2 separate regions of the Homo sapiens genome follow, and region 2 is linked to region 1. The links are chromatin loops, found by intact Hi-C in ENCODE. Cell type or tissue: chondrocyte. All regions are shown on one strand. Each heading gives the region's core, and the rest is flanking DNA. Links, peaks and the distances in the headings are about the cores only.

Evidence for each region. Hi-C counts contacts between places; a loop is a spot of excess contacts. Peaks named below come from ENCODE experiments on the same cell type or tissue, not always from the same donor. Only the 100,000 strongest peaks of a DNase experiment are listed, where the experiment ranks them.
Region 2: it touches region 1 in a loop (6-fold over the local background); 55 of 110 quality-filtered maps call a loop at or near these places.

What each region holds. Positions count from the first base shown.
Region 1 is chr1:40,946,389-40,957,246 of GRCh38, forward strand. No RefSeq gene overlaps it. Among named protein-coding and RNA genes, the nearest start is that of CTPS1, 28 kb to the right of the region's middle. In chondrocyte, for the core only: CTCF peaks have their summits at 2,723 (motif pointing left), 2,955, 6,285 (motif pointing left) and 6,485; no DNase peak of the experiment used is centred there.
Region 2 is chr1:40,770,156-40,781,013 of GRCh38, forward strand. It overlaps NFYC (nuclear transcription factor Y subunit gamma), which reads left to right. Exons shown (of 10, transcript NM_014223.5): 10 at 554-1,448. The coding sequence ends at 673. Among named protein-coding and RNA genes, the nearest start is that of KCNQ4, 8.2 kb to the right of the region's middle. In chondrocyte, for the core only: CTCF peaks have their summits at 4,209 (motif pointing right) and 4,437; no DNase peak of the experiment used is centred there.

The DNA.
Region 1 (10,858 bases), core at 1,423-9,422:
AGGAAGAAAACCATGAGTAAGAAAAATATAATCAGGCGTGGTGGCTCACACCTGTAATCCCAACACTTACAGAGGCCTAGGCGGGTGGTTCAGTTGAGGTCAGTAGTTTAAGACCAGCCTAGGTAACATGGTAAAACCCTGTCTCTACCAAAAATACAAAAATTAGCCAGGCATGGTGGTGGGTGCCTGTAGTCCCAGCTACTTGGGAGGCTGAGGCAGGGGAATCACTTGACCCTGGGAGGAGGAAGTTGCAGTAAGCCAAGATCACACCACTGCACTCCAGCCTGGACAACAGAGTGAGACTCTGTCTCAAAAAAAGAAAAGAAAAGAAAAATAGACAAACGACATGGGAAAATACACTTTATAGAAGATGACATTCAAATGGCCAATCAACTCAGGAAGAGATGTTTGACTCCACAGAAATCCAAATGAAAACAACAATGGGATAATATATTTCATGTATCAGACTGCAAAAATTAAAAGGCACCCAGTGTTGGGGAGCGTGTCAGTTGGTATCTCATCACTCCTGGGGCAAATGCAAATTGCAATATTATTTTTGGAAAGAAATTCATCTATTTCATCAGAACTTTATATTTATGTGCCCTTTGATCAAATCCATTCCACCTTTGAGAATTTATTTTATTGAAATAATGGCAAAAGTGAGCAAAGAGAAATATATAGTGGTTCTTTGCAGCATTGTTTATAATAACAAAAGACAGGAATTGCATGAGTATCACCAGAGAATTGGGTACCTCATGGTGTGTCCATACTATACAGCTGATAAAAAGAATGAGGGAGATCCATCTACACCTGCCAACATGGAAATTAGTTCTCCGTTTGGAAGACAAAGCAATTTGAATAACAGGTATATTGTATATCTATAAGATATATTATTATATAGATAACATGTTATAACAGGTATTTTTATATGTTTAATATTATATATAGATATATATATATATATACTTTTTTTTTGAGACAGAGTCTTGCTCTAACCTTCAGGGTGGAGTGTAGGGGTGCGATCTCAGCTCACTGCAACCTCCATCTCCTGGGTTCAAGCAATTCTCATGCCTCAGGCTCCCAAGTAGCTGGGATTACAGGCGCGTGTCATCACACCCAGCTAATATTTTGTAATTTTAGTAGAGACAGGGTTTGACGGAGTTTCACCATGTTGGCTAGGCTGGTCTCAAACTCCTGACCTCAGGTGATCCACCCTCCTCAGCCTCCCAAAGTGCTGGGATTACAGGTGTGAGCCACCACGACCGGCCTAATATTTTATTATATTTTTATTTATATTTTGAAAATGATCTCTTGGCCAGGCGCAATGGCTCATGCCTGTAATCCCAGCACTTTGGGAGGCCAAGGTGGGTGGATTACCTGAGGTCACGAGTTCTAAGACCAGCCTGGCCAACATGGCAAAACCCCGTCTCTATTAAAAATACAAAAATTAGCTGCGCATGGTGGCACGTGCCTGTAATCCCAGCTAGTCGGGAGGCTGAGGCATGAGAATGGCTTGAACCAGGGAGACGGAGGTTGCAGTGAGCCGAGATCACGTCATTGGAGTCCAGCCTGGGAGACAAGAGTGAAACTCCGTCTCAAAAAATAAAAAAATAAAAAAGAAAGACAATAATCTCTCTAGCTCTTTCCACATATATTTGATTATAAAAACACATACACATATGTAGCTATATGATTATAATATCTATTATGTATACCTGGAAATTAACATACTAAAGTGTTAACAGTGAGACAGATTGAAGGCAAAGATTGAAATTCATTTTATTTCTCTATCACTGAAATTTTTTTCATTGAGCACATTACTACTTTTGTAACAATGTTAAAAATCATCTTTATTAAAAATTATTTTAAGGTCAAGGCAGATGGATCACTTGAGGTCAGGAGTTTGAGACCAGTCTGGCCAACATGGTGAAACCCCATTTCTACTAAAAATACAAAAATTAGCTAGGCATGGTTGCGCACACCTGTAATCCCAGCTACTCGGGAGGCTGAAGCAGAATTGCTTGAACCCGGGAGGCAGAAGTTGCAGTGGACCGAGCTCCCACCACTGCACTCCAGCCTGGGCAGTAGAGCAAGTCTTCGTGTCAAAAAAAAAAAAAAAATTATTTTAACTGATGTTATGGTTACTAAAAGTCGGCCTGGAAGGACAGATGACTCCCAGACTGCTAACAAATAGGGTTTTCTCCCGGACAGCGTTTCCCTCCCCCGGCTATTAGAGGTTTCCCACCAAGACTCCTGGCTTCCTTTTCAGAGCCAAGAGAGCCAAAGGGGCCCTTGTGTTGCCCAGGGCTCACTGGGGCATAGTAAACATGCCCTAAATACAGTGCAGTCCCACCCTTAACAGTAAAGCTACCCTATCCAGCAGCCCTTTCGCAGAGTGCGGGAATAGCAGCCTCCCCTTCCCACCCCATACTGTGAGCTTCCCTAGGGCAGACACCAGGGCTAACTGTTGTCTGTATTCCTAGCAGCCAGCACAGATAATATTACTCGAACTAATTTATTAACACAAACACAGACTAACACAACTCGCCCACCAGGCAGATGGCGAAGCCTGGCTATAAAACTGGCACAAGGAAGAGAGAAAATTGATTAGCAATGAGTCATGAATGGCAGGAAAGCATGAAGGAGAAAAGGCAGATACACGAAGTCTGTCTACCAGCTGGTCCTTTTTTAAAAAGGGAGGAGGCAGACAGTGCCCCCTACAGGGCTAATGGAAATGGCATCTGCCCTTTTTAGGAAGAAGGGCAGAGGTAGGTAGGGTTGGAGGGGTGGGGAGGTGGGTGCGGGCTATGCTGTATTCTATCCTGCAATGCCAGTGAGTGAGACTGTAGATCATGTTGCCACTAATGACATCTGGTGGAAACGGCATTTGTGGTGGAGATAACTTAATAACATAGCATGTGCGGCACTGTGCTACAGCCCACAAGAAATGGAAAGAATGGCAAGAAGTACTTGTTTGTCCCTGTGTCCCCAGCACCAGGGGCCTGGCACAGAGCAGGGGCTCACTAGAAGCTTGAGAAGGAAGGAAGCCAGGGAGTGAGGTAAGGAGGGAGGGCAAAGGGAGGAGATAGGGAAAATGACGCAAGGACCAAGGAGCTCTTTCCTTTAATTTATTTTATTTTATTTTTTCTTTTCTTTTCTTTTCTTTTCTTTTTTTTTTTTGAGACAGGGTATTGCTCTGTCACCTAGGCTGGAGTGTACCAGTGCAATCACGGCTCATAGCAGCCTCTACCTCCTGGGTTCAAGCTATCCTCCTGCCCCAGCCTCCCAAGTAGCTAGAACTACAGGTGTGTGCTGCCACACCCAGCTAATTTTTAAAAAATATTTTGTAGAACCATGGAATACTATGCAGCCATAAAAAAGAATGAGATCAGCTGGGCATGGTGGCTCATGTCTGCACTTACTCCCAGCACTTTGGGAGGCCGAGGCAGGCGAATCATGAGATCAGGAGTTCAAGACCAGCCTACCCAATATGGTGAAACCCCGTCACTACTAAAAATACAAACAATTAGCTGGGCGTAGTGGTGGGCACCTGTAATCCCAGCTACTCGGGAGGCTGAGGCAGGAGAATCACTTGAACCTGGGAGGCAGAGGTTGCAGTGAGCTGAGATCGCGCCACTGCACTCCAGCCTGGGCGACAAAGTGAGACTGCATCTCAAAAAAAAAAAAAAAAAAAAAGAGAGATCATGTCCTTTGCAGGGACATGGATGGAGCTCAAAGCCATTATCCTCAGCAAACTAATGCAGAAACAGCAAACCAAATACTGCATGTTCTCACTTACAAGTGGGAACTGCATTATGTTAACACATGGACACATATGGGGGGGCAACAACACACACTAGGACCTGTCGGAGGGTGGGAGGTGGGAGAAGGGAGAGCATCAGGAAGAAAAGCTAATGGATGCTGGACTTAATACCTGAGTGATGGGATGATCTGTGCAGGAAACCACCATGGCACACGTTTACCTATGTAACAAACCTGCACATGCTGCACCTGTATCCCTGAACTTAAAATAAATGTTGGAAATTTAAAAAAAAAAGAAAAGAAAAGAAAAAAATCTTTTGTAGAAACAGGGTCTCACTATGTTGCTCAGGCTGGTCTTCAACTCCTGAGCTCAAGCAATCCTCTCGTCTTGGTCTCCCAAAGTGCTGGAATTACAGGCGTGAGCCACTGTGCCTGGCTGAGGAAGGTCTTTTCTAGTTTTATGACATGAGGGGATCCTTTGAGGGGGTTCCTGGAAGGCTGCCTCGACTTCACTGCCCCTCCTTGGGCTTCCACGTTCTTATCTGTATATTGAGTATGGCAGGGGGAGAGATAAAAGGCTGGACTAGCTTAGTGATTCTCACCCGGAGTCCCAGAACCCTAGGGAACTCTCAAGATAGAATGGGTACCATGAGCTATATTAGGACTTCTAAATGCATAACAAGAATGCGTAAGCATTTGCTCAGGATGAAACTGTATGTGCTGATGGGCCAGGTATCTTTCTTTCAGGCTGGAACTCCATCACTCCCAAGGAACAGGGAAACGTTTGAATCAAGTCCACTCTACAGGAAGATAGGCCAGGGTTAGACCACAGTCAGTGATGTGCCTTTGAGCAAGTGACTGAGTCTCTTTTGGGTGTCAGTTTCCTCCTAAGTAAAATGGGAGTGATAAGACCCCACTCAGAGGTTTCTAGTGGCGATTGAATGAGCTAGCACATGTAAAGCACTTGGCACGTAGGCTGGCCCAGAGTCAGCCCTCTGCAAATGGTAGTTGCTATAATGATTAATGCAGAATAGGGAGTCTGAACATCTCATGCTAATCAAAAACTCTGATAGGAGCTATATATATATAGATAGATAGATTCATAATAGTAGGAAATAAATGAAGATTAATTATTTAAGGCAGCTTGTTTGGAAGACGATGTCTTTTTTCAAATAGGGATGGAGTCTCCCTTTGTTGCCCAGGCTGCAGCCTCGACCTCCTGAGCTCAAGCAATCCTCCCACCTCACCTGAGTATCTGGAGTACAGGTGCAAGCCACCACGCCCAGCTAATTTTTTTTTTAATTTTTGTTTTTTATAGAGACAGGGTCTCACTAGATTGCCCAGGATAACAACGTCTTTTAAAACATGAAACCTCTTGGATAGGAGAGTATTTAAGGTCAACTAAAAACAATAAAAAAAAAATTTAAAGAGAAGAAAACATGAGACCATACTTAGAAGTCACAAGAGCGAACTTCGTGGGACAAAGGCTGAGCCCTTGTGTCAGGTCCCTTCGAGCTGGAGTTCAATAAGAGACTAAGCTCTCCTACTTCTGGGTCTTGGCACAGTTCTCTCTTTTTGAACTGACTGATTAACTGATTGAGACAGGATCTCACTCTGTTAGCCCAGGTTGGAGTGCAGTGGCGAGAATATGATTCACTGTAGCCTCAACTTCCTGAGCTCAAGCAATCCTCCCAACTTAGCCTCCAGAGTAGCTGGGACCACAGGCGCCAGCCACCATGCCAGGCTAATTAAAAAAAAAATTTGTTTTTTAAGAGTCAGGGACTTGCCATGTTGCCCAGTCTGGTCTCAAACTTCTGGGTTCAAGCCATCCTCCCACCTTGGCCTTCCAAAGTGCTGGGATTACAGGTGTGAGCCACTGCACCCAGCCTGTTCTGTCTTTTTGGAATGACTTTCTCTCCCTTTTTTATCTAGTTGACTCCTAGACACTGCCTCCAGGAAGCCTTCTATGCTTGGCCCTTGGCTCCCTTGAGTCAGTGCCTTTCCGCAGCTTGCTGGATCAGTCCTTTGAAGGAACTTGCTATAGTGTGCAGTGTTTTCTTAGACCAGCAACTCTCACCCTTGACACCATCAGAATCACCAGAGGGGCTTGTTAGAACAGAGATTGCTGGCCACGGGCCCCAGAGTGTCTGATTCAGCAGGTCTGCAGTGGGTCCCGAGAATCTGTGCGTCTGCTCATTCACAGGAGATGCCAGGCCTCCTGACCCGGGGAACACACTTTGAGAACCGCTGGCTTAGACCACATGGTCTAGGACAGCAGGGATCTTGCCTATTTGTTCCCCCACTGCACCTCCAGCAGCACCTCACAGTCTCAGCCATTACATGGAAAGACAAAGTCAAATAACAAGACGTAATGTAGAAGATTTCCCAAGGCCTGTGTGCTGAGCACACAGGTCGGGCCCCGGCTGGAGGTGCGAACTGTCTCCGAGAGCGCCAGGTGAGTGCCCAGCGGGAGCAGAACGGGAATGGCAGGAGGCCCGTGCTCTGGGTCAGAGCGCCCTCTGGTGCCAACATCTCAGCTCTGCACCTGGAGCTGAAATTAGGTGACATCAAGGCAGACCCCAACCGACCTCCCAGCCCCTGGTTTTCCCCTCTCAGCCTCGTCCATGTCACCACCAGGAGTAACTTGCTAAAATCCAGCTCTGACCCTACTCGCCTTTGCCCTTCTCCCAGCTTAAGCCCCGCACTTGGCTCTCCACTGCCTTCTGGACAAACCTCAGCATTCAAGGTCCTTGGCTGTCCTCTGGTGACTCTGTTGCTTTCTGTCCTTCAGTATCCTGTGGCTCTCCTCAGGCACTCTTTAATTTGTCCACACCAGGCAGGTCATGGACTTTATGCCTTCTTACAAGCTATTCCTAACAGGACTGCAACCCCACCTTCTCCTCCAGAGAAACTGATCCTTTTTAATGTCAAATGTGGCCTCTTCTGTGAAGCCTTCCTGGATTCTCCCAGGCAGAAGCGATTGTTTCTTCCATTGTGTCTGTATAGCCTAGTGCACAGGCCACTGCGGAGTGGGGTCTGGGTCCTCCTTGAGACCATGAGCTCCTTCGGGCTCCTGACTCAGCTTTGGTGTATCAATAAATGCTGGAATCTACAAAGCTGTTTTCCCTCTTCAAAGCTAAAACCCACTGTCTACTACCTAAGTCTGCATAGATCCTTAGATATTCAATCATTTATTCAACCAGCAAATATACTTGAGGCCTTTCTTCTTCTTCTTCTTTTTTTTTTTTGAGACGGAGTCTCGCTCTGTCGCCCAGGCTGGAGTGCAATGGCGCTATCTCGGCTCACTGCAAGCTCCGCCTCCTGGGTTCATGCCATTCTCCTGCCTCAGCCTCCCCAGCAGCTGGGACTACAGGCACCCACCACCACGCCCGGCTAATTTTTTTTTTTTTTTTGTATTTTTAGTAGAGACGGGGTTTCACCGTGTTAGCCAGGATGGTCTCGATCTCCTGACCTCGTGATCCACCTGCCTCGGCCTCCCAAAGTGCTGGGATTACAGGCGTGAGCCACCGCGCCCAGCCTCTTCTTTTTTTTTTTTTTTTTGATGGAGTTTCAAGCCCAGGCTGGAGTGCAATTGCATGATCTCAGCTCACTGCAACCTCTGCCTCCAGGGTTCAAGCGATTCTCCTGCCTCAGCCTCCCGAGTAGCTGGGATTACAGGCATGTGCCACCATGCCTGGCTAATTTTGTATTTTTAATAGAGACGGGGTTTCTCTATGTTGGTCAGGCTGGTCTCGAACTCCTGACCTCAGGTGATCCGTCTACCTCGGCCTCCCAAAGTGCTGGGATTATACGCATGAGCCACCACACCCGGACAAGGCCTTTCTTCTGGCAGGCATTAATCAATTCCAGTGCAGGGGATACAGAGGAGAATAAAACAAGACGAAGTTCCTGGCCTCTGAGCTTATATTATGGTAGGAGAGAATGACAATAAACAAAATACTGTGTATTAAATACTGTTAAGCCAAGCTGTGCTAAATTGCATAGAGAAATTAAGCAGGGTAAAGGATAGAAGTTGATGGAGTGGTTCTATTTCAGGCAGTGTGGTTAAGAAAATACTCACTGATGGCCGGGCGCAGTGGCTCACACCTGTTATCCCAGCACTCTGGGAGGCCGACGCGGGTGGATCATGAGGTCAAGAGTTCGAGACCAGCCTGGGCAACATGGTGAAACCCTTTCTCTACTAAAAATACACAAATAAGCTGGGCATGGTGGCACACACCTGTAATCCCAGCTACTCAGGAGGCTGAGGCAGGAGAATCACATGAATCCCGGAGGTGGAGGTTGCAGTGAACCAAGATAGGGTCACTGCAATCTAGCCTGGGCGACAAATCGAGACTCGTCTAAAAAAAAAAAGGAAAAAAGAAAATACTCACTGATAAGGTGGCATTTGAGCAAAGACACAAACAAAGTGCAGATGTGAACCGTGCATGTGTCTGGGGGGAGGTATTCCTGCAGCGTGCAAAGTCCCTGTGATAGGAACGTGCTTAGCATGCTCTAGAAACTGCAAGTTGGCTGGTGTTTTAGGTCAGGCGATCTGGAAGCAGACTCTGAGAGGATTCCTGTATAAGTGATTGATTAGTGCTCCCTTAGGGGTAGGGTGGGGAATAACCAGCAAGGGTGTAGGGGAAGCAGGGCAGGGAAGAGGAGGAAGCCAAGCAAGCGTGTGATTTCATGCGAAATCCGGAGGAAGGTAGTCTCACCCTGATCCCACGGGGGTGGGGCGGGGTGGGGTAAGGTAGAGTCGGGTAGGAAGGGGAGCTCTGGCATATAAGTTACACCTCAGTGTTTGTTCCAACCTAAGGCAAGGTTGCTGAGACTTTCAAACTCTCCTCCCATTAACATCTGGCTAGGGTCATCCCAGGGAGCTTTTTCAAGTAAATTCTCAGGCACTTCCTCTGGGCAAAGTGGGCTCCAGTAGCGCCCTATCCAAAGAGCCATAGGTACTAGGTACTAGGTGTTGGGTACTAAGTACTAAATGTTAAGAGAAAAAGCTTAGCAAAGTTGGGGGCACACACAACATGAAGGAAAAGGGGATCTTAAAAGGATCTGGGTAAAATGCTAACAGTACCTGTGAAAGTCAGTGAGGTAGAAGAACAGAAGTCAGAGTAGAATCGTAAGAGAAGAGATAGTCAGCTGAGGCCAGATCAGGTAAATCAATATCTGATTTCACTCAAATAGGCAATGTGCTGAGCTAAAAAATCCACAGCTCTCCTTGCATCTAGGGGCGGCCAGTTCCACATACTCAAATGTCGATAAAAGTCAGCTGGAGGCACCTAAGAAAGCATTCATTTCCTGATAGAGGCACCACATTTTCTTCCTTGCCACTCCCTTCTTTTTGCCTGGAATGTGAACCCGAGGCTGGGGGTAAAGCAGTCATCTTGTAACCATGAGGTCACAGTGAGGCAAATGTGAGAGTAAAAGCTTTGTACTAAGCATGGTGGAGGGGCCTGAGACCCTGGTGATGTTGCAGAGAGGCTGCACTAGCCTGGGACGCCTGTCTCTAGACTTAATATCTTTTTTTGAAAGTTAACAAATCCCTATTCGATGAAGTCTGGCTTTCTGTTACATGCCAGTGGGCATCATCCCTAACCAATACTTCCTCCAAAGAGTTATAGATCTACACAGCCTCCTACATTCTGTGAGAGCACTTGTTCCCACTCAAATGCGCTGGACGTTATAAAGCTTTTTCCAGTTTGCCAATCTTCCACGTGACAAATCCTATCTTGTTTTCTTTCGGTTTTTGTTGTTTTGAGACGGCGTCTCACTCTGTTGCCCCGGCTGGAGTGCAATGGCGCGATCTCGGCTCACTGCAACCTCCGCCTCCCGGGTTCAAGCCATTCTCCTGCCTCAGCCTCTCAAATAGCTGGGATTACAGGCGCGCGCCACCACGCCCGGCTAATTGTTGTATTTTCAGTAGAGACGGGGTTTCACCATGTTGGTCAGGCTGGTCTCAAACTCCTGACCTCAGGTGTCACCACCCGCCTCGGCCTCCCAAAGTGCTGGGATTACAGGCATAAGCCACCACACCCGGCCTATCTTGTTTTATTGTGAATATGAGTTATGAGTGAGGTTGAGTATTTTTATATGTTTTTTGTGCATTTGTGTTTACGTGAAACTACATGTTTCTGTGCCTTGCCCACTTCCATTTGAAGGCCAAAAAAAAAAAAAAAAAAAAATCACAGCGGGCACTGGCATCTTAAGGGTTCTGAGAATTCCTGCAGCATGCAATGTGCATTTTAACTTTAGCATGGAATTCTCCAAAATTATTTGACCACATAACATATTTTGTCTTGGAAACCCTATTTCTATTAGTTAGGACTGAGCTTTCTAACTGGCATGCCATAAATGAGCCACAAGCATGTTGACCTATTCAACTACTCAAAATTTGACAAGAGCCAAAACATATTTGAACACTGTTAGATAGCTTCCTCTATGAACTTCCTGAATTAGGTAATAATTATTTTGGTGGTTAAGATTTTATTCAAAGCACTTGCCGCCAGAAAGACTTTGTCATGGCCACATTGTCCCACACTCCACAGAATAGTCTGACTATGATCCTAGTCATGATTTGTTTATCTGTTTATCAGCTGCAACTGATAAATTCTTCTTTATTTTGCAAGTACATATAAAATATTGGCTTTTCTTTAACTTAATAATTTTCTCTTATTTTTCTAACATAAAAGTATGGATATTATTATTTAATGTTATGTGTTTCCCTATAGAAAATGAGTTATTTTGGGCAGGGCATGGTGGTGCACGCCTGTAATCCCAGCACTTTGGGAGGCCGAGGCAGGCAAATCACGAGGTCAGGTGTTTGAGACCAGCCTGCCCAACACGGTGAAACCACATCTCTACTAAAAATACAAATATTAGCAGGGCATGGTAGCACACACATGTAGTCCCAGCTACTTAGGAGGCTGAGGCAGGAAAATTGCTTGAACCCAGGAGGTGGAGGTTGCAGTGAGCCAAGATCACACCACTGCACTCCAGCCTGGGCAACAGAGCAAGACTCTGTCTCAAAAAAAAAAAAAGAAAGAAAGAAAAGAAAATGAGTTATGTTGTTAATTTTCTCAAT
Region 2 (10,858 bases), core at 864-8,863, 180 kb before region 1:
TTCTCCACCCCTGGAGCGTCTTGGCTATAGTTAAGTGTTTAATACCAGGCCACCTCCTTAGCAGGGTCCATGGAGAAAATTCAAATTCAGTTTAGTTTCAACCTGAGCCAGATATTCTGAGAAAAGAAGGAGAGGAGGGGGTAATCCTACTGCCCCTGCCAGTGTAGATTACCAAGAGTTGGGGAAATGCTGACTTCCAAGCTGCTGGTACAGTGGTTCGAATTGCTTGTGTTTGCCACAGAGGAACAGCGTGCAGCAAGCTCGAGTCTCTGAGCTAACGGGAGAGGCAGAGCCCAGAGAAGTGAAAGCCACAGGAAATTCAACTCCCTGCACCTCTTCCCTGCCCACCACACACCCCCCCTCACACCGGGCTGGTGCCTCCTGTGTCTGCTGCTCCCAACCCCAGCAGAGCTCCACTTCCCCTCCTCCTTCTGACGCCTTGCAGTGGGTGGTGGTTGAGGTATCTGGGACCCCCAACCAGCTCGAGACCCATAGGGAGCTGCATGCCCCTCTCCCAGGGATGACCTCACTCTCTCCTCTCCACCCCTCGCAGCAGCTCTACCAGATCCAGCAAGTCACCATGCCTGCGGGCCAGGACCTCGCCCAGCCCATGTTCATCCAGTCAGCCAACCAGCCCTCCGACGGGCAGGCCCCCCAGGTGACCGGCGACTGAGGGCCTGAGCTGGCAAGGCCAAGGACACCCAACACAATTTTTGCCATACAGCCCCAGGCAATGGGCACAGCCTTCCTCCCCAGAGGACCCGGCCGACCTCAGCGCCTCCTGCAGGCTAGGACACTGGTGCACTACACCCCATGCCTGGGGGCCGAGATTCTCCAGCAGAAAGATGCAATATTTTTTGTTTCCTTTTTTTCCATTTTTTTCTCTAAGGAATCAATATTTCAATATGTTGAGTGTGTGTCCAATGCTATGAAATTAAAATATTAAATAACATATTTATGGCATTTTCTTGAAGAGTGTGGTTGAAGAAATATTTCTCCTTTTGTTTTTCTTTTTTTTTTGTTTGTTACTGCCACTTCTTTTTAGGAGCAAATCTCCCCAGGGGTGTACGGTATTTCTTGACTCTGGGAACAGCTGCTACCCCCAAGACTTGCCACGTTGTTCTGCCCTCAGATGGAATTAGGTGAATGTGTGTAGCTGCTTTTTCACTCGTGGTCCTCTCCCCATCCCTTGCTCTGACCCCAGAGCTCTGTGTATTTGCATCCAGAGGCCATGGAAACATTCTTTGCATTTAAGAGACAGATTTATTCCCTGTGGAGAGTGGGTGGATTCATTGCCACACTCTTTTCTCCCAGGGACCCAGGAAACTAGGACTTTGTGTGTTTGCTGCCCACCTCCCTTTTATTTTTTAAATGCATTAAAAACTGTGCTAGTCTCCTTTGCATGGACTTCAAGCTGCATGAAATGCAATAAATCTCATTTTAGATAATTTAGAGTCTGGGTTTCTGTGTCTGGGGGCATTCATGGGGCCACTTTGCTTGGAAAGGTTCATTTGCCCTCAGTTTGTGTGTCTGGGAGAGAGGGCCACCCTTGTGAGAAGGAGATGTTCAAAGCTAAGGGAACTTAATGCTGTGTACCTAATTCAAACTGAGGTCCTTAGCCGATCTTTTTTTTTCTGGCTCTGTTGCCCAGGCTGGAGTGCAGTGGTGTGATCACTGCTCACTGCAGCATCAATCTCCTGGGCTCAAGCAATCCTCCCACCCCAGCCTCCTGAATTGCTAGGACTACAGTCAGGTACCACCATGCCCAGCTAATTTTTTTTATTTTTTATTTGTAGAGACACGGTTTCACTGTATTGCCCTGGCTGGTCTTGAACTCCTGGGCTCAAGTGATCCTCCCACGTCAGCCTCCCAAAGTACTGGGATTACAGGCATGAGCCACTGTGCCTGGCCTACCTCGGCTGGTCTTAAAAGTGAGCTTCATCAGAATATATTTGCTGCTCAGAGATGCTTGCCTGCTGGACTCACTAGATTCTGACCCGTGTATCAGACTGAGCTGTGTCCTGCCTGGTTGAGGGTCAAGAAGGGGGCATCTCTCATGGAGAAAGCTGGCTCCGTCAAAGCCTGGGGTAAATCCTTCCAGTCCTGCCTGGCACAGGCTATCATTCAGCTACCTGCTGTGGCCATGCCCATTAACAAAGGCATGGCATCTGCCATAGAGAACAACCCAGGCCCCTTGTCAGCCAAGAGTTCTACAGCCAAGACCTACTTCCTGTTAATTGAAGCAGGGAGAATAGAGAGAGCATTCCACTTCATTGGCCACAGAGGCCAGTGATGAGCCATCTTTCTTACCTCCACCATGCCATCCTTCCAGCTGGAATGAGCTGCTGTTGTGGGAAGAACAGTGAGCTGGGTGCCAGGAAATGTAGGTATTTGCCCTAAACCCATGGGCAAATACCTCCCTTGTCTTTGGGACTGTCTCAGTGGGTGAGGTGGAAATTGGGGAAGGGCTTATATTAGATGATTTCAAGTCTGAACCTGATGCTTTTATGATTATCTTATGAAATATCCACTGTAAACCATGGGGATAAGACATGAGTTAGTTTTCAACAAGTAGTTTCAGATTACTGCCCTCTGATCTTCCTCCCAGGAGATTCCCCAGATTTCTGGGATCTGCTTAAATACTTTGCCTAGATTCAAGTCTGGCCAGCTCTGCTCTTTACTCCAGATTGGGGCATCCTGTTGCCTATATTGTCTTGATGATGGTAGCTTATAAAATACTCAGCATCTACTTCACTATGCCTTACCTCAGTCCATAAGAAAAAATTGCAATGAAAACAACACAATGAAATAATAAAGTAAAACAAATTAGAATTAGGAAAAATACAATTGAGTAGGAAATCAGGATTATAGAAAACAAGAACACAGATATCATGGTTATAAAGACCTACGTATTTGTTAGAATTATTTGACCCTGAGCTTCCTGGCCACCAGAGCAAAAAGAGATGAGACCAGGTAAAGGATTCACATTATAAAAGAAAGACAGATAACTTTTTTTTTTTTTTCAAAAGCAAAGTTTTTTTAGCTTTAAGGTTTTGGATACATGATGCTGTCTATCCAAAATGACATGGAGTGTCACCAGGGTAGGTAAAGCAGGTGACAGTTCACCATGAGAAGTCAGTAAGTTGGCCCCCATAACAGTGAGTCAGGGTCAGCCCCAACCTGCTCGCAACTCCCAAATTCATTCCCTCCTTCTATATCTAGTTACCTTCATTCTAGCTCTGGACTTTATTCTGAAGGGGGTCTTCTGGCCTTTCCAGCTGTCCAGAACTCAGTCTTAGCGAGACATCATATAATAGCAAGTTTTCACTGATAGCCGTGTGCCTAGCCCTGTGTGCAGGGAATGTAAGAGGGAGAAAGTGAACATGCAGAGGGGCCCCAGGCTCAGAGAAAAGGCAGAACCTCCACAATTTAATTTCATGGTGCCCTGTGTCCCACCTTGTTTGCTCTTTGGTTCATTCCTGAAAACCCAAGTGTGATTGGAGTTTCAGGCCAATGAATGGGTCCCCATTTTCCTGTAGACTTCCATTCTTGTTTTAGAGATGTTTTGATCAGTTGTGATTAGCAAGCAGCTTCCCTGCTGAACACTTTCCCTTTAAATTGCCCTGCCAGCAGGGCCCATCCTGGTGTAAACAAACCCTTTGGCGCAGCCCAAGAGAGCCCCTATCTAATACCCAGCACGATCCCCTTACATCCGGAGCACTCTTTAAACATTTTTCCTAGCACTTGCAGCATCCGTCCTCCCTCCCGATGATCTTCACAGTGACCCTGCAGGGGAGACAGGAAGAGGTATCATGATCCCTGTGTTAGCGATGGAGTCATGGGAGGGCTAGTGAAGTGCAGTGACTTGCCCAAGGTCACTCCATGAATTGAGGGTGGAATTGAAACCAAAACACTGATCTCCTGACCCCCTGTGCATACACAGTTGCTCTCTGGCCAAAGGTGACATGTATATGTGTAAGAAAGAAGCAGGCTATTGAAATGTGAACTATCCCCTTTTAGTCAGTCTTCCTGAACTGACTGGCCCAGCCTTGAGTATACATGAAATAAATAAAGCAGTTGGGTCTGGTCTGGGGACAGCTGGTGGTTGGGAACTTGCCACAAGGATGACCTTGGAGATTGGAGACCCCTGGAATCTGGAGCAGACAATCTGGCTGGCTTCCTTGCAGCTCAGGTCTGCGGAGGCCACAAGGGGGCAGCATGCAGCCCTCACCTGTGTCTCTGGGAGGTGCCCTGTCCCACTGTCATCCCAACTGTAGACAATTCTAGGAACTAGTGGGAGTATGACTGTCCCCTTTCTTAACCCACTTCCTGATAAGACCCTCACCCTTTGAAGGGAGGGTCCTCCCTAGGATAACAGTGAGAGCTGGAAACTCTACCCTCTCCAGAGTATTGCCTCAAGGTAGGTGGTTAGATTTTAATAAGGACTTTCTGACAGCCCAAGTTGGTTCAAGGTCCTTCTTATCTCCCCAGCTTTGTTTCTTTTCACTCTCCTCTCCCTCACCACCTCCTGTACTCTATGCTCCTGTCACACCCAATTACTCACTGATCCCTGAACTTAGCTCCATGTTTTCAGAATGTGCTAGCTACAATTCCTGAAATGCCCTTTTACTTCCCTTTTCACTTATTGAGCTCCTATACATCCATCAAGGCCCAATTTAAATGGCCCTTGCCGAGAAACTTCTAATTCCTGAGCCAGAGTCAGCAAAGACCTCTTCAGTGCTCCCATGTGAACTTCTACAACCTCTATTATTAGAGCTCATATACAGTCATTCAGCAGCTATTTCTTTGGCACCTTCTGTGTGTCAGACGTTGTTTTAAACATTGTGAATACAGCTTAAAACAAGTCTGACTTCTCTGCTACCATGGAGCTTATATTGATGATTGGGTTGAGGGCAGGGGTTGGGTTGGGGAGAGAGACAACAAACAAAAGACCAAGTTAGCCTCTAAAGAAACCCTCTATCCTCTGTTAGTGTTTTCTGGTTTGGGCTGTCTTCCTCACAGGGAGTTCTCAAGTCCAGGGTCATCTCTGCACCGCTGGAGTGCAGCACAGAGCCTGGCACCAAGGGGGTAACAGTAACTGATGAGTGAGTGAATGAACACAAAGCCATCCTTGCAGCCACACTGCGCACATTCCCACCTCTGCTCATCTGCTCTCACCATGACATTTTTTTCTTAACAATTTTTGTTTGTTTTTTTTTCAGATGGAATCTCGCTCTGTTGCCAGGCTGGAGTGCAGTGGCGCGATCTCAGCTCACTGCAACCTCCGCCTCCCGGGTTCAAGTGATTCTCCTGCCTCAGCCTCCTGAGTAGCTGGGACTACAGGCGCCCGCCACCACGCCCAGCTAATTTTTGTATTTTTAGTAGAGACGGGGTTTCACCATGTTGGCCAGAATGGTCTCGATCTCTTGACCTCGTGATCCGCCCACCTTGGCCTCCCAAAGTGCTGGTATTACAGGCGTGAGCCACCGTGCCCAGCTCTTATTAACAATTTTTTATTGAGCTCTGATAATATGCCAGGCAGGGGTGTTCAATGGAGATTATTGTTTAAGAAATTTCTGTCTAGGAAAATATGTCTAAGGCCAGGCATGGTGGCTTATGCCAGTAATCCTAGCACTTTGGGAGATGGAGGCAGGAGGATCACTTGAGGTCAGGAGTTTGAGACCAGCCTGGGCAACATGGTGAAACCCCATCTCTATAAAAAATACAAAAATTAATCGGGTGTGGTGGTGCGTGCCTGTAATCCTAGCTACTTGGGAGGCTGAGACAGGAGGATTGCTTGAGCCAGGGAGGATCACTTGGGTGACAGAATGAGACCCTGTCTCAAAAAAAAAAAGAAAAGAAAAGAAAAGAAAAGAAAATACATCTAAAGCTTGGTACTCATGGATTCTCATTTCATCTTCACATCCTCGTTAGGTAGGCATTCTCCCTATTTTATAAGTAAGAAACTGGGTCTCAAACATGTTAAAATATTACCCAAGGGCACCAGCTGGTTGCCTGGAGCCAGATGCTCCTAGAAGCCTCCTGTGTCAGCTGGCCCAGCCCCCATGGGTTTTGTCCCCTCCATTTGTGATTATTTTCCTACAGAGAATGAGAGTCCCCTTCCCACCAACTCTTGAGTAGGGACCTAGCTTTTGTCCCACAGCTCCAGCCATCTATAGGCCTCAGTGAGGTGGCATCTGATCTCCTAAGAGGAGTGGACCCTCCTGTGGAGGCCCAGTGCCCAGTCACATGAGCAACTTGGCCATGGCTTCCTCAAGGCCTCGTGTGCTAGGCTGCTGGTGTCTTCCCCAGCTTGGGTGCTGTTCCACTGCCATGGCTTAGGAAGAGGGGACAGAAGGACAGTAAGGCTGGCACTCAGGAGGGAAGAACCTGAGCTGGGCCAGGCTGGGCTGGCCTCCTGTGTCTGGCTGGTGCTGAGGAGAAGTCTGAAACAGAGCCCGGCCTCCCTCCAATCCCTGAGACTCCAGCCCCTCCTTAGAGTCCTGGCCCTGCGCTGTGCCCATCATCTCTGTGAACTCCCAGCCCCTCCCCCAAGTTCCTGTTCTCTCTTTCTGGGAAGGTCTGTGGAACAGCTTTCTAAGATCTTGTATGTGTCAAATGTCTTAATTTTGCCCTTTCATTTAAGTGACAGTTTGGCAAGGTATGGAATTCTAGGTTCACAATTATTTGCCCTCAGCACTTTGAAGATACGATTCCATTGTCTCTTGGCATCTGTTGTTGCTGATGAGAAGTTTACTGTCAACTCAATTATTGGACCTTTGTAGATAAGCCATCTTTTCTCTCTGGTGGCTTTTAGAATTTCTATTTATTCTTGATATTCTACACTTTGACTACAAGGTGTCTAGATAGAGTTTTGTTTTCTAAGATATCTTACTAGGTAGTCTGTGGGCCTTTTAAATCTAGAAATTCATGGATTATTTTTGGCAAGTTCAGTCACTCTTTCCAGTATCTCTTTTTGAAACCCTTAATGCATATGCTAGATTTTCTCATTCAATCTTCTATGTCTCTTTTCTTTCATCTGCTTAATCTCTTTATTCTGTGCTTCAGTCTGAAGGATTTCCTCAGTTCTAGCTTCTAATTCATTAATTCTCTTCAGATATATTTGATAACCTATTTATTGATTTTTTAAAAAATGTTAGTAACTTTAGTTTTCATTTCTAAAATTTCTAGATAGTTCTGTTCATTTCTGCTACGTTTCTGTTTGATATCTTTCTATTCTTGTTTTATATATGCTACTTCTTCCTTTATCTTTTTGATGATTTTAGCTATATTAAATTTCCTTTCAGATTGCTCCATTAGCTCTAGGTCTTTATGTATAAATTCTCCCATGAGAGGTATGTCTCTTAAGGTATGGTGCTTCTAATCTGTTATGGAATTTATCCTTGAGATTATTTTCAGCACATTTTCCTGATTGTGCCCTGGGATGTGGAGGCCATCCTAAGGGATGATTTCTCAGTTGTATGTGCCTAAGCCATGTGGAAGTGCAGCAGCCTCAAATCAGCTCTTATAGCAGTGTCTTGGTTTGGGATTTTTGCATGGCCTGGATATCAAATCCTGAGCCCACACCCCCTGTGGACAGACTGAGGTGTCACACTTATAAGGATCCTCTTTCTGCTTAAAGCCAGGGACCAGGTGGCTAGCAGACAGAGATTTTAATGTTCACGGCAGGCAGCACTTTACCAGACTCAGCTTTAAGCAGAAAGCCTACTGTTGTCCCTGGCATTTTTGAGGTTGGCAACTATACTTCCCACCCTCCCACCCCACTGGACACTGGACCCCCCCTCAGAAATACACCTTCAATTCCTGCTTGCCACCAGGAATTACCTCTTATGGTCTTACACAATTCCCCATTCTTGCTTTTGGTGCTTGAATATGTACTTTTTTTTTCTTTTAATTATCAGCTGGGCATGGTGGCTCATGCCTGTAATCCCAGCACTTTGGGAAGCCAAGGCTGGTAGATCACTTTGAGGCCAGGAGTTCGAGACCAGCCTGGCCAACATGGTGAAACCCCATCTCTACAAAAAATAAAAATATTAGCCAGGCATGGTGGTACACACCTGTATTCTCAGCTACTCGAGAGGCTGAGGCAGAGAATTGCTTGAACCCAGGAGGCAGAGGTTGCGGTAAGCCAAGATCACACCACTGCATTCCAGCCTGGGTGACAGAGCAAGAACTGGTCTCAAAAAAAAAATTTTTTTTTAATTTAAAAAATTATTTAGCACTTATCTTGCTTTGCACATCTAATATTTCAAAGAGGAGGAATTTAATAAGCGTTTAATCAAGCTTGACCTGGAAATCCTGGTCTCTGAGCCTTCCATCCCTGTCACCCAGTCTCTAGCCTCTCTTTGGAGCCCCCATTCTCCTCCCTGAATCCCATCTCCCTTACCAGGTTGTCATCCTCTTTCTGAACCCCATTTCCTGCTACTCAACCTTCTGTCCCTCCTACTCACGTCATCTCCCTCCCTGAGCCCTCATTCAAGTTTCTCCCACCAGGCGAGCATGGAAGTTCTTTTCCACTGCACACTCAGCAACTCAGAAAAGTCCTTCCTTTTCATTTTTCAGCCAACTCTATTGTCCCAGTGGTTCTCACCGAGAACATGGAGTTAACCAGCAGGACCACAGCACTGTTGCCTTCTGCATGGTCTTCCAGAGGTAGAGGTTAGAGGAAGGATCTTACAGGAAGAATCCTGAAGGCAGAGGAGGAGCCCTGCAAGAAGGGAGGGCTTTGACCTTCATTTCCACGCCCCTTTCTCCCTCTGTGTCTCCTCTGTGTGGGCCCCCTCCAGCCCTGAGGATCAATGGGGGTTCACTTTCACTGAGCTCAGCAACACTGCTCCCTCCCCACTTCCTGTGGCTCTGAGCTGACTGGCCTGCTTGGTCTAGGCTGGGGGCTGGTCAGTGCCACACCCAGATCTGGGGAAAAGAAATTCCTTGGCTGGCGAGGTGGCTCACGCCTGTAATCCCAGCACTTTGGGAGGCCAAGACGGGCGGATCAGGAGGTCAGGAGATCGAGACCATCCTGGCTAACACGGTGAAACCCCGTCTCTACTAAAAATACAAAAAAATTAGCCAGGCATGGTGGCGGGCGCCTGTAGTGCCAGCTACTTGGGAGGCTGAGGCAGGAGAATGGTGTGAACCCGGGAGGCAGAGCTTGCAGTGAGCCGAGATTGCGCCACTGCACTCCAGACTGGGCAACAGAGCGAGACTCCATCTCAAAAAAAAAAAAAAAAGGAAAAGAAAAAGAAATTCCTTGGGCCCCTCCAGCACCTCGTGGCCTAAGTCTCTTGTCCTTTCTGGGCTGCACAGGGAAAAGGAAGAAGGCCTTATCTTTCTCTCATGCTTCCTCCTGCTCTCAGTAGAGGTGGGTTCCCAAAGGTCAATAATGTGATGCCATCACCCCCTGAGCACTCTCCACTCCAATCCCCTCCTAGGAAGGCTTCCTAGATTGAGAAGAACTGCTAGGACCAGGGAATTCCCAGAGCATCTCCCTGCTCCACCTGAAACACGTACCTGAAGAGCAGTCAGACGAATGGGTCACGTGCGTACAGCCCCCTGCATGGTCTCTAACTTTTTCATGCATTATTGCATTCAGTGCTGATAGCCAGGGAAAGTGGGGAAGAGGTGGAGTGACTTGCCCAAGGTCCCCAGGTATTCCACAGGTGGAGCTAGGACTGGAAGCCCAGCCATGACTTGTAGTTTAGGGCTCTTTCTGCCCCTGGCACTGCCAGCCTCTCTGGATGCTGGTGCCTCCCACTTCACCCATCCTGGGTTCTCTCCTAGGGAGCCACAGCCTCTGCAGCATGCCCAGCCTCAGGGCCTGGCCAGGCTCCCTGTTTCTTATCAGGCCAAATTGGACCCTCCATCCTGGCATTCAAGTCCTCCTGCGTGCCCCTGGCTAAGCTTGCTCTTCCGAATGCTCTGTAACATTCTTCCCACACCAGTACACACACACACACACACACACACACACACACACACACACACATTAAAGCAGCACCTGAGTGAATTAACAGCCATACAAGGCAAGTCTCTTCACTGAGCCTCAGTCTTCTTGAGTGTAACATGGGACCGTGAACAGTATTACCGCACAAGGTTGTGGGGATGCTGAAATAGACAATGCAGGTAAAACATCCTGCATAAGGCTTAGGATTGACTGCAGGCCTCATTAATGGTAGCTGCAGGCATTATTGGTTGTACTTCTCTGCGTCTCTCCCAGTCCTCCCCACTCCTGTCCCCAAGAAAGCTCCCTCTGCCATTGCCTGTGGAGACTTCTCCCTCCTCTGAGCTCTAGCAACCCTTGGAGCTGTAAGAAAGCCCAGGGTCAGGTGGCTAGCAGGCAGAGAGATTTTAGGAGGCAAGTGAGTGGAACCCAGACCTCCTCGCCTCGATTCAACTAGCGCACTTCTGCTCCAAAGCTTTGTACACATTGGGGTGCTACCTTACAATTCTGTCGGTAAAAAGGATTCCATTGCTGATAAAGTCTAAAAATCACTGACTTAAACCACCCCACCTCTCACTCCAGGAAAGGAACCTGAGCCCTTGATTGACCTGGGGTCACAGTGGGAATCACTGACAGGCTTGAGCCTAGCCTGAGAGACCATAGTCCTAGCCACTTCCTGCCCTCCATCCTTTCAGACCTGGAAGTTTGATCCCTTGGCACGAGTAAGTTCTAGAGAACAAGGATTGGCCGTGTATGGTTATCCTCAGCTCCCAGCACCCAGTGCCCAGCCGGCAGGTGCCAGTCAGTGGAAAGCACAGGTCACAGTTCTGGGGGTCACCAATAGGCTGTGTAGACTTAGGTGAGTCCCTGTGCCTCTCAGAGCCTCAGCTGTCTCAA